2 separate regions of the Homo sapiens genome follow, and region 1 is linked to region 2. Evidence: read pairs that join two places in POLR2A ChIA-PET (ENCODE). Cell type or tissue: Caco-2. All regions are shown on one strand. Links, peaks and the distances in the headings refer to the core of each region. The heading gives the core; the rest is flanking DNA.

Evidence for each region. Peaks named below come from ENCODE experiments on the same cell type or tissue, not always from the same donor. Only the 100,000 strongest peaks of a DNase experiment are listed, where the experiment ranks them.
Region 1: POLR2A ChIA-PET joins it to region 2 with 12 read pairs; 7 of 35 experiments call an interaction of 5 or more read pairs at or near these places.

The regions. Positions count from the first base shown.
Region 1 is chr12:50,195,774-50,201,155 of GRCh38, reverse strand. LIMA1 (LIM domain and actin binding 1) reads left to right here. Exons shown (of 11, transcript NM_016357.5): 7 at 272-379; 8 at 5,269-5,326. Among named protein-coding and RNA genes, the nearest start is that of CERS5, 31 kb to the right of the region's middle. In Caco-2, for the core only: no CTCF peak of the experiment used is centred there; no DNase peak of the experiment used is centred there.
Region 2 is chr12:50,402,897-50,408,278 of GRCh38, reverse strand. All of the region lies in intron 1 of LARP4 (La ribonucleoprotein 4), which reads right to left. Among named protein-coding and RNA genes, the nearest start is that of LARP4, 4.7 kb to the right of the region's middle. In Caco-2, for the core only: no CTCF peak of the experiment used is centred there; a DNase peak (open chromatin) is centred at 3,098; H3K4me3 peaks cover 281 bases.

The DNA.
Region 1 (5,382 bases), core at 83-5,082, 210 kb after region 2:
CTGTGTGCCTGTGTTGATGTGTCTGTATTCTAATGAGCAATCCAGTTTTACACTAGCATACAGATATTTAACTCTGAGGTATGTGTCCACAAAGCTGCTTTTGTCATTTCACTAGTCAGTGGGTTTTGCTTGTGAGAGTTAGGGGGTTGATTTGACCCGAGGCTTCTTAGAAGAATTTTTTAACATTCCAAGTTTATCTAATAGATGTGCTATGAAGAGAACAGAATGATGGGACTTTAAAAAAATTTTTACAGTTATTTTTATTTTGTAGAATGAGCTGAAAGCCAGTGGTGGCGAAATCAAAATTCATAAAATGGAGCAAAAGGAGAATGTGCCCCCAGGTCCTGAGGTCTGCATCACCCATCAGGAAGGGGAAAAGGTAGGTTGAAAAGTCTGATGTCCAGTTGCCAAGGAAGCATGTGTTCTAAATTAGATGCTTGAAATTAGAAACAACTCTAACTCTAGGCTGTAGAGTGTCTGGGAATTTGGTAACAGCTGCCAGGACAGATTGCCATTTTTGCAGGTCACATAATTTCAGTTGAGTAGCTCTGCAACTTATAGCTGACCAAATAATGAGCCTTCATTGGAAAATTATTTTGCTCAGCAGATGCTCAGAAGGCAAAGAGCTGAAGTGATTTTTTAAAATCTATTTGGAGGCTGGGCACAGTGGCTCACGCCTGTAATCCCAGCACTTTGGGAGGGTGAGGCAGGTGGATCACCTGAGGTCAGGAGTTCGAGACCAGCCTAGCCCACAGGGTGAAACCCCATCTCTACTAAAAATATAAAAAGCCGGGTGTGGGGGTGCATGCCTGTAATCCCAGCTGCTCGGGAGGCTGTGGCAGGAGAATCGCTTGATCCCAGGAGGTGGAGGTTGCAGTGAGCTGAGTGCACTGCACTCCAGCCTGGGCGACAGAGCAAGACTCTGTCTCAAAAATAAATAAATAAAATAAAAATCTATTCGGGCCGAGTGTGGTGGCTCACGCCTGTAATCCCAGCACTTTGGGAGGCCAAGGCAGGCAGATCATCTGAGGTCGAGAGTTCGAGACAAGCCTGACCAACATGGAGAAACCCCGTCTCTAATAAAAATACAAAAAATTAGCCGGGCATGGTGGTGCATGCCTGTAATCCCAGATACTCAGGAGGCTGAGACAGTTGAATCGCTTGAACCCAGGAGGCGGATGTTGCAGTGGGCTGAGGTCACACCACTGCACTCCAGCCTAAGCAACAAGAGCGAAACTCCATCTCAAAAAAAAAAAATCTATTTGGGAGAGCATAGATTCAGGGCAACTTGATTCCATGCTCCTGGGAAGAATAATTTACAAAAATAAAATAAAAATATATTTGATTAGAGATTATCTTCAGATACTCATATATTCTTAATTTAAGTATACATTTAACACATTTTGTGCAAGAAAATCTTACTCTTCCACTCATATTATTTTGAAAGGCAGTCACTATGCTAAGTAAGCATAGGAAATAATAAGCTTAAAAACTTATTGACAAACCATTCCATGTGGTCTTTATGTGCAAGAAAACAGAGTAGAGGAGAGATTAATAAGAGGTCAGCTATCATAAAAATGTATGATAGGTGCTGTGAGGCTGTGAGAGGGGTATACAGGACCACAGAAGCCCAGAGCAAAGATATTTAACCTGACTTCCTCAAGAAGGTGATGTCTGAGCTGAGTCTTGAAGAACGTGTGGAAGTAGGCCAAGTGAATGAGGGGAAGGTTGAGTTAGAAATAGAAGGCTATTCCAGGCAGATACAACAGAGATTTGGAAACCAGAGATGATGGCTGAGGAATTACAGGGATTGTTTGTTTGTTTGGAGATGGAGTCTCGCTCTGTCACCCAGGCTGGAGTGCAGTGGCGTGATCTCAGCTCACTACAACCTCCATCTCCCAGGTTCAAGCAATTCTCCTGCCGCAGCCTCCCAAGTAACTGTGATTCCGGGTACGTGCCACCATGCCTGGCTAATTGTTTGTATTTTTAGTAGAGATGGGGTTTCACCATGTTGGCCAGGCTGGTCTTGAACTCCTGACCTCACGTGATCCACCCGCCTTGGCCTCCCAAAGTGAGGGATTACAGCTGTAAGCCACCGTGCTTGGCCAGAATTACAGGTTTGCTGACTTGGCTGGAGCATGAGGTACACATAGGCAGCAGTGAGAGACAGGTGGAAGGAGAGGGCTAGGGTAAATCTTTATGTCACCCTTAAGGGTTTGGATGTAGTGGTGCAGCAGGAGAAAGCCACTGAAAGATTTTAAGCAAATCATATTTGTGTGTTATGTATTAATCATTAGATGAATGGCTTAATTGAAATAAGTAACATTATTTATGTCAGGGGAATTATCATGTTCTCTACCATTGCCCATTGTCCAATTCTTTTAGTCTTTCAGTCAATATGATAATCGAATGTTAAATGAGATGAGGAGAAAGGGTTTTCAAATCTATTACAGTGATTTAATCTTAGGAGAAAAGCCATTGCTTCTGTTACACTTATTGACACCCTTGACGCCATTCTTCCAAAAGACATGGAGATCATTAAATGGATTAAGAGCAACAGTTCTCAAGCTTAGTTGGAATTTGTATTTTTTAAATTTTTTTAGAGATGAGGTCTTGCTCTGTCACCCAGGCTGGAGTGTAGTAGTGTGATCATAGCTCACTGTAGCCTCCAACTCTTGGGCTCAAGTGATCTTCCTGCCTCAGCCTCCCAAGTGGCTGGGACTACAGGTGTGCACCACCACATCTGGCTAATTTATTTTTATCTTTATTTTTTGTATAGACAGGGTCTCGCTATAATTCTCAGAATGGTCTCAAACTTCTGGCTTCAAGCAATCCCCTCAGCCTCAGCCTCCCAAAGTACTGGAAGTACAGGTGTGAACCACTGCACCCTGTCTCAAACTTATTTGACTACAACAGACTTTACAAAGTAGGATGGTATATTGTCAGAATACTAACAGGAACTCATGAGATATACTACTCTTGGATCAAAGCAGACCCACAGAAAAATGGTCTCAAACTGATGGCTACAAAATTTGATTCAAAGACCAGAACAGAAAAAAATATTAGAATAGTTTATTTTATAAAAACATCACAAATGTATGTTGGAATAACAAGACAAAATACTTGGCAGTCATGTGTTACATGGTCATATAATCCCCCATAAATTGCAAACATCCTTGCAGCAGTGGACTCAGGCATTAGCCCATGAGGCACATGCCATGTATTAAGTGAGTTATCTTGTTAAACTGTCTTGTTTTCTCATCTTTTAAATGGGAGATTATTTCTTAAGAATAACTGACTAAATATTTTTGAAGTTTTTCTTATATACTGTTAAAAAAAAAAAAGAAAGAAAGAAATTTTAAGAGAAAAATATTCCCAGCATTGAAATATCCCCATCTTTATCCCAGGAGCATAGTTTGGGAAACAGTCATTTGGGAAATAATGCTTGAATTGTCCCTGTATCTAAATTCATGTTTCCTTCGTCATTGTCTTCATGCTGATTTGAAACTGGAACTCTGAACTGAACTGGAAGATTAGAACATTTTAATTATAGCCTAAAAGGACATTAGTGCGACTGTGAATCATGAAGTGGGTGGGGAAGAAAGGAGATAAAGACAATACATATTCTTCAAGCACATGCTGCAGGTTTACAAACCCTCAGCTGCCTTAAAATTCGCAATGTTTTTCAGACCCTTAGCTATCCTTTTGGCTGTTTGCCTAGCTTTTGTTAACCAATACCTAAGTGTTATTTGAACTTCAGCTTGTTAAAAAAAAAAAAAGGACATGTGCCTGGCGAGGTGGCTCACGCCTGTAATCCTAGCACTTTGGGAGGCCAAGGTGGGCAGATTACCTGAGGTCAGGAGTCTGAGACCATCCTGGCCAACATGGTGAAACCCTGCTCTACTAAAAATACAAAAATTAGCCGGGTGTGATAATGGGCACCTGTAATCCCAGCTACTCGGGAGGCTGAGGCAGGAGAATCACTTAAACCCAGGAGGCAGAGGTTGCAGTGAGCTGAGATCGCACCATTGGATTCCAGCCTTGCAACAGAGCAAGACTCCATTCAAAAAAAAAAAAAAAAAGCAAAGATTACCTCACAGGTTCAAGGTGACCAAATTAAAGGTGAGAGAAGAACATCCTGGGATGGAGGTACCTACTAATTCTCAAGAACTGAAGAGCTTTTTGTAGGCATGCACAACTTTCAGAAAATTTATTTCATATCATTAGATAAAATAGTGCATTTGTAAGGCGATTAGTTGAATACCTGGCACATAGTAAACACCCAGTAAATGCTGGCTGTGATTGTACCGGTTTATTTTATGCCATGTCAGAATTCCTGTAATGAAGAGAGTAGTGGAAAAAATAACCACGCTGAAATTCAGGTGCAGTCAGCCAGCAGCTTAATCTTCATTGTAAATCTATTCAGTTTGTCAGACATCCTGATATAAACACTCAGCATTGCCCATAAAATCCGTGGCATCTGAATAAAAGGAAATTATGTGAAGAGTGCACATTGGGTCACCTGTTGACTCTTCATGATTTTGGATGTGGAGTAAGATACCAGGAAGGCATGGGGGCCAGTAGAAAGGAGGGAGAGCTCTAATAGAGAGTTCTTTTATTTAAATTTGATGGCTTTTGAGAAAATGATATATACACCTATACGTAAGATCTGCCATCTTTTTAAACATTGCCATTTTGAGACTGGGATTAGAAGGGAAACTGTCCTCAAAGATAATACTGAGGTTAGTTTTAGGTAAATTTGTTTTATAACTGTCAAAAGGTCTTCTATATAGGCAAGCTCGTTTCAGCAGGATGTAGTTGGTTGGGAAATAAGAATTAGGAAAATTAAAAAATAAGAATGGTTCCTATATTTAAATACTTTATCTTTCCTTGGAGTGGGTTATGGTTATACGGTGAGGAGCTTTGCTCTCCTTGATAGAGGGCTTTGTTTTGCTTTGTTTTTTGAGAGCAGAAAAATATGGTTTAGAAGTTGTTTTATAAAGGGAGATGATGCACACTTTTGGCAGTTGAGTGCAGTCTGTTTCTCGGGTTACTCTGTAATTGAGAGGCATGTTAATATCCTCATAAAAGACATTTTGCTGCCTCTTGTTCAAATGCTCAGCTGTTCTGGTGCCCGTTATTTCCCCTAGGCAGCCAGTGACTGACTGGAGTCAGCAGGTTTTTATGGCATTAACAGCAGTTTGCTCTTTTATTTTTAATATGACTCTTAATCCCCCTCTAACTTTTTTTTTTTTTTTTTTTTTGTAGATTTCTGCAAATGAGAATAGCCTGGCAGTCCGTTCCACCCCTGCCGAAGATGACTCCCGTAAGCATTCTTTCTTAGATCTGGAGGATGAGGTTCTTGTTTTCTATCTGTATTTG
Region 2 (5,382 bases), core at 165-5,164:
TTGCAGTGAGCTGAGATCACACCATTGCACTCCAGCCTGGGCAACAAGAGAGAAACTCCAGCTGGAAAAAAAAAAAAAAAAAAAAAAAAAAGCAGAAAATCCTTTTCTCTTCTCTCAGTACATACAAACCCAATAGAACTTAACTCAACTCATCCCTGGAGTTTGGCATTTATGAATGCAGTTCACATCCTACCCCTAATAATATTCATCTAAAGCACTCTTCTGTCTTTGGTTTAGAGCCCGTCATTTAAAAACAGTAGAGATATTCTGTGAACCAAAGATTGGTTCAAGTGGTGGGACAAGGACACAGGTAAGACAGGAAAGATGAGTACATACTTAGATGTTTCTTTTTCTTACATTTACTTACACTTTTACATTATAATTTTTTTCAAAAGAGTAAGTGCAAAGTGCCTATTTGCATTTTAACATTTGTATTCCTTTAATTAATTTTCCTTTTTTTGAGACAGTCTCACTGTCACCCAGGCTGGAGTGCAGTGACATGATCTCGGCTCACTGCAACCTCTGCTTCAAGGTGTGCCTCAGCCTCCCAAGTAGCTAGGACTACAGGCACATGCCCAGATAATATTTTTATTTTTAGTAGACATGGGGTTTCGCCATGTTGGCCAGGCTGGTCTCAAACTCCTGGCCTCAAGTGATCCACTTGCCTCGGCCTCCCAAAATTCTGGGATTACAGGCATGAGTCACCCCGCCCAGCTGTACTCCTTTAAATGCTGCAAGTAAATGTGTATTTTAACATACTGCCATCTTCATTCCTCTTTTAAAACTTTTATTTGCCCAACCAAAAGTATACTCTCCAACTATAAAAAAAACTTTAAATAATTATAAATTGTTTGACTTGCCCTAAATCAGAGTATGTTAGTAACAAGGCTGAGATGAAAACTTAGAAGTTATACTTCTCTTAAATTAGTTTAAACCTTAAAGAAAACAAAGCTTCGGCCAGACGCAGTGGCTCACGCCCGTAATCCCAGCACTTTGGGAGGCCGAGGAGGGTGGATCACAAGGTCAGGAGTTCGAGACCAGCCTGACCAATATGGTGAAACTCCGTCTCTACTAAAAATACAAAAAATAGCTAGGCGTGGTGGTACGCGCCTGTAGTCCCAGCTACTCAGGAGGCTGAGGCAGAAGAATCGCTTGAACCCAGGAGGCGGAGGTTGCAGTGAGCCGAGATCATGCCACTGTACTCCAGCCTGGGCGACAGAGCAAGATTCCATCTCAAAAAACAAACAAAAAAACTGTTAAGATGGGCTGGGCGCGGTGGCTCAAGCCTGCAATCCCAGCACTTTGGGAGGCTGAGGCAGGTAGATCTGAGGTTAGGAGTTTGAGACCAGCTTGGCCAACATGGCGAAACCTCGTCTCTACTAAAAATACAAAAATTAGCCAGCATGGTGGCGTACGTCTGTAGTCCCAGCTATACTGGGGAGGTTGAGGTGAGAGAATCACTTGAACCCAGGAGGCAGACATTGCAGTGAGCCGAGATCATGCAACTGCACTCCAGCCTGGGCAACAGAGCAAGATTCTCTCTCAAAAAAACAAAAAACTGTTAGATGATACTTTTTAAGTTATATGTATTTCACAATTAAAAATATTTTTAACTGGTGGCATGAGCCTGTAGTCCCAGCTACTCAGGAGGCTGAGGCCAGATTGCTTGAGCCCAGGAATTTGAGGCTATGGTGTGCCATGACTGTACCTGTGAATAGCCACTGTACTCCAGCCTGGACAACACAGTGAGACCCTGTCTCTTAAAAAATAATAAAATAATAATTTAAAAAAATTTTTTGAGGCAGGGTCTCACTCTGTCATCCAGGCTGGAGTGCAGTGTCATGAACATGGTTCACTGCAGCCTCGATCTCCTGGCTCAAGTGATCCTCCCACCTCAAGTGTAGCTGGGACCACAACACATGCCACCAGGCCTGGCTAATTTTTTAAATTTGTTTGTAGAGGTTGGGGGTGGGGGTGGGGGGTGTCTAACTTTGTTGCCCAGGCTGGTCTTGAACTACTGGGCTCAAGCTATCCTCCCACCTCGGCCTCCCAAAGTGTTGAGATTACAGGCATGAGACACGTTACCCAACCTAAAATATGTTTTAATTATTTAAGAGTTATTAAAGCGTCCTAGGTCGTATGAAACTTAACTGCTACCTAAGTAAGTAAGTACAGTTGGCCCTCCATATCCATGAATTCCATATCCATAGGTTCTGTATCAGTGGAGCAATCAATCACAAATCAAAAATACTCAGAAAAAAAAATCATTGCATCTGTACTGACAATGTAGAGACTTTTTTCTTATCACTCTATAAATAATACAGTATAGCAACTATTTATAAAGCATTTACATTTTAATAGGTATTATAAATAATCTAGAGATTATTTAACATATACACAAAGATGTGCATAGGTGCTACGCAAATACTATGCCTTTTTATGTAAGACTTGAGCATCCAAGGTTTTTGGCATCTACAGAGGGTCCTGGAACCAATTTCCCACAAATACTGAGGGACAACTGTCTTCATTTTCAGGGAAAAACTCAAACAGAGACAGAAACCCAATTTCAGTAGTCACTGCATACCCACCCTTCCCAGTCTCTAGTTTTAATTTTTTTTATTTAAACAAAAATTTCAGCTTGAGCAAAAAAGCAAAACCCTGTCTCTACAAAAAATACCAAAAAAGAAAAAAATTAGCCAGGCATGGTGGTACATGTCTATAGTCCCAGCTACTTTGGAGACTGAGGTGGGAGGATCACTTGAGCTGGGGAGGTGGAGGCTGCAGCAAACGAGACTGTGTCTCAAAAAATTAAAAATTAAAAAAAAAACTGTAAATAAAAGAGAGAAATGAAAAAATTTTTTTAAATTACTATCTGCCTCCTTAGGGCTCACAAGTTTTAAGTAACTTGATAGCATTCAGATGAAGGTAGTACACTGCAGTTTCAAACTTACAAACAATTTGTTGTAAAAGAATTCATGGCAGGTCATGTTTGATGACTTTGTGAATCATCCAAACTTTTACCTCTTTCCAGAGAGGGACATTGTTTGTTTCTCCTTCAGAACAGAGGTGGAAAAAAAATCTGCCAGGCGCGGTGGCTCACGCCTATAATCCCAGCACTTTAGGAGGCCAAGGCGGGCGGATCACTTGAGGTCAGCAGTTCGAGACCAGCCTGGCCAACATCGTGAAACCCGTGTCTACTAAAAATCAGGAAAAAAAAAAAAAAGGCCAGGCATGGTGGCACATGCCTGAAGTCCCAGCTACTAGGGAGGCTGAGGCAGAACTGCTTGAACCCGCCAGGTGTGGTGGCTCACGCCTGTAATTCCAACACTTTGGGAGCCCGAGGTGGGCGAATCATGAGGTCAAGAGACCGAGACCATCCTGGCCAACATGGTGAAACCCCATCTCTACTAAAAATACAAAAATTAGTTGGGCGTGGTGGCATGCGCCTACAGTCCCAGCTACTCGGGAGGCTGAGGCAGGAGAATCACTTGAACCCAGGAGGTGGAGGTTGCAGTGAGCCGAGATGGCGCCACTGCACTCCAGCCTGGGCAACAAGAGTGGAAACTCCGTCTCAAAAAAAAAAAAAAAAAAAAAAAACTGCTTGAACCCAGGAGGCGGAGGTTGCAGTGAGCTGAGACTGCGCCACCCTCTAGCCTCGGTCTCAGAGCGAGACTCGGTCTCAAGAGGAAAAAAATAAAACAAACCAATAATCTACTGAAGTCAATATAGTTGGTCTTGCTCTGTCACCCGGCCTGGAATGCAGTGGCACAATCACGGCTCATTCCAGCCTTGACCTCCCATACTCAAGCGAAACTCCTGCCTCTGCCTCCCTAGTAGCTGGGACTACAGGTACATGCCACCACATTGGGCCCAAGGCCAGGTTTTAAAAAGTTGCATCTAAGTATTATTTACATAGGATTGATTCCTTGTCTGCAATATATTCTACTCCAATACAAGTAGGTGGTTGATGAGTTCTAATACAAGCTTCCATGTTCACTAGCTGTATAAACTTAGGCAAGTTTAAATTATATGTGCCTTAGTTTCTTTTTTTTGAGACAGAGTCTCACTCTGTTGTCCAGGCTGGAGTGTAGTGGTGCCATCTCAGCTCACTGCAACCTCTGCCTCCCAGGTTCAAGCGATTCTCCTACCTTAGCCTCCCGAGTAGCTAGGATTACAGGTGTGTGCCACCACCTCTGGCTAATTTTTGTATTTTTAGTAGAGATGGGGTTTCACCATGTTGGCCAGGCTGATCTCAAACTCCTGACCTCAGGTGATTTGCCACCCACCTCAGCCTCCCAAAGTGCTGGGATTACAGGCATGAGCCACTGCGCCCAGCTGCCTTACTTATCACTAAAATGGGGATACTAACACCTCATAGAGATATTGAGACTTAAGATGTACAGATATCTATATATGCAAAAACATCAAACGTTCCTGACACAAAGCACGATACAAGTATATACTACTACTGTTGTTATTGTTATATTGCTATTATCTATCCTACTGATTCTAGTGGGATAGTTAAGCTGGAATCTCTCCAGAAAAATACACATAAGTAAAAGGTATTGAACACAACTGCAGAGGACCCAGGGATCCCAGATTAACCCTGCCAAAGATGATCCACAAGCAAGTTGGTTTAGTAAAGCAGTTCTTAACCTCTTCTGTGACACAGACCTCTTTAGTAGTCCAATTAATCTATGGATCTCTTCTCCGTTTTTTTACATTTCTAAAATATATAGGATCACAAAGTAAACCAATTATATTGAAACGCAGTTATCAAAATATTTTAAAATGTCTAATATAGCAATACGTTAACAATATTTTTGACATATAGCAAGTAATGAGCATAAATATTTCAAGATAACTGCAAAAGCTGTAATACATGTAAAAAAGTGATTTGTCTTGGTGACAAGGTCACATACACTGTTGCTGCCATTAACATTTAAAGAATTTTCACTTCTTTTCCATTTAGATTTCAGTTAGAAGCTAGAGAAAATAAACACGCAAATTTTTTTCCTCAACCAAGCTTAGGTACTTACTTCCTCAATTCTATCCAAAAACCTAGATTAAGAACCTTTGACTTATGGGAAAGTACAAAAATAATTTTGAAGCCAGAAATTTATGTTCTAGAAGTCAGACTTCAGACTTTAGCCCCCACATTATTTACACTTGAATGACCTTAGACATCTAACTTCTGAGCTTTGGTTCTCTCACTGAGAATAATTCCTCTATCATGAGGTTACAGGGATCAAATATTAGTTAACAAAACGCCAAACGACCAACATGTTGTTTTTCACTGATTTTAATACCACATATTCAGCCCCAAATATTTAAAGACAGTTAATTTTCAATAAAACTCATATGAGAAAATGAAGAATGACA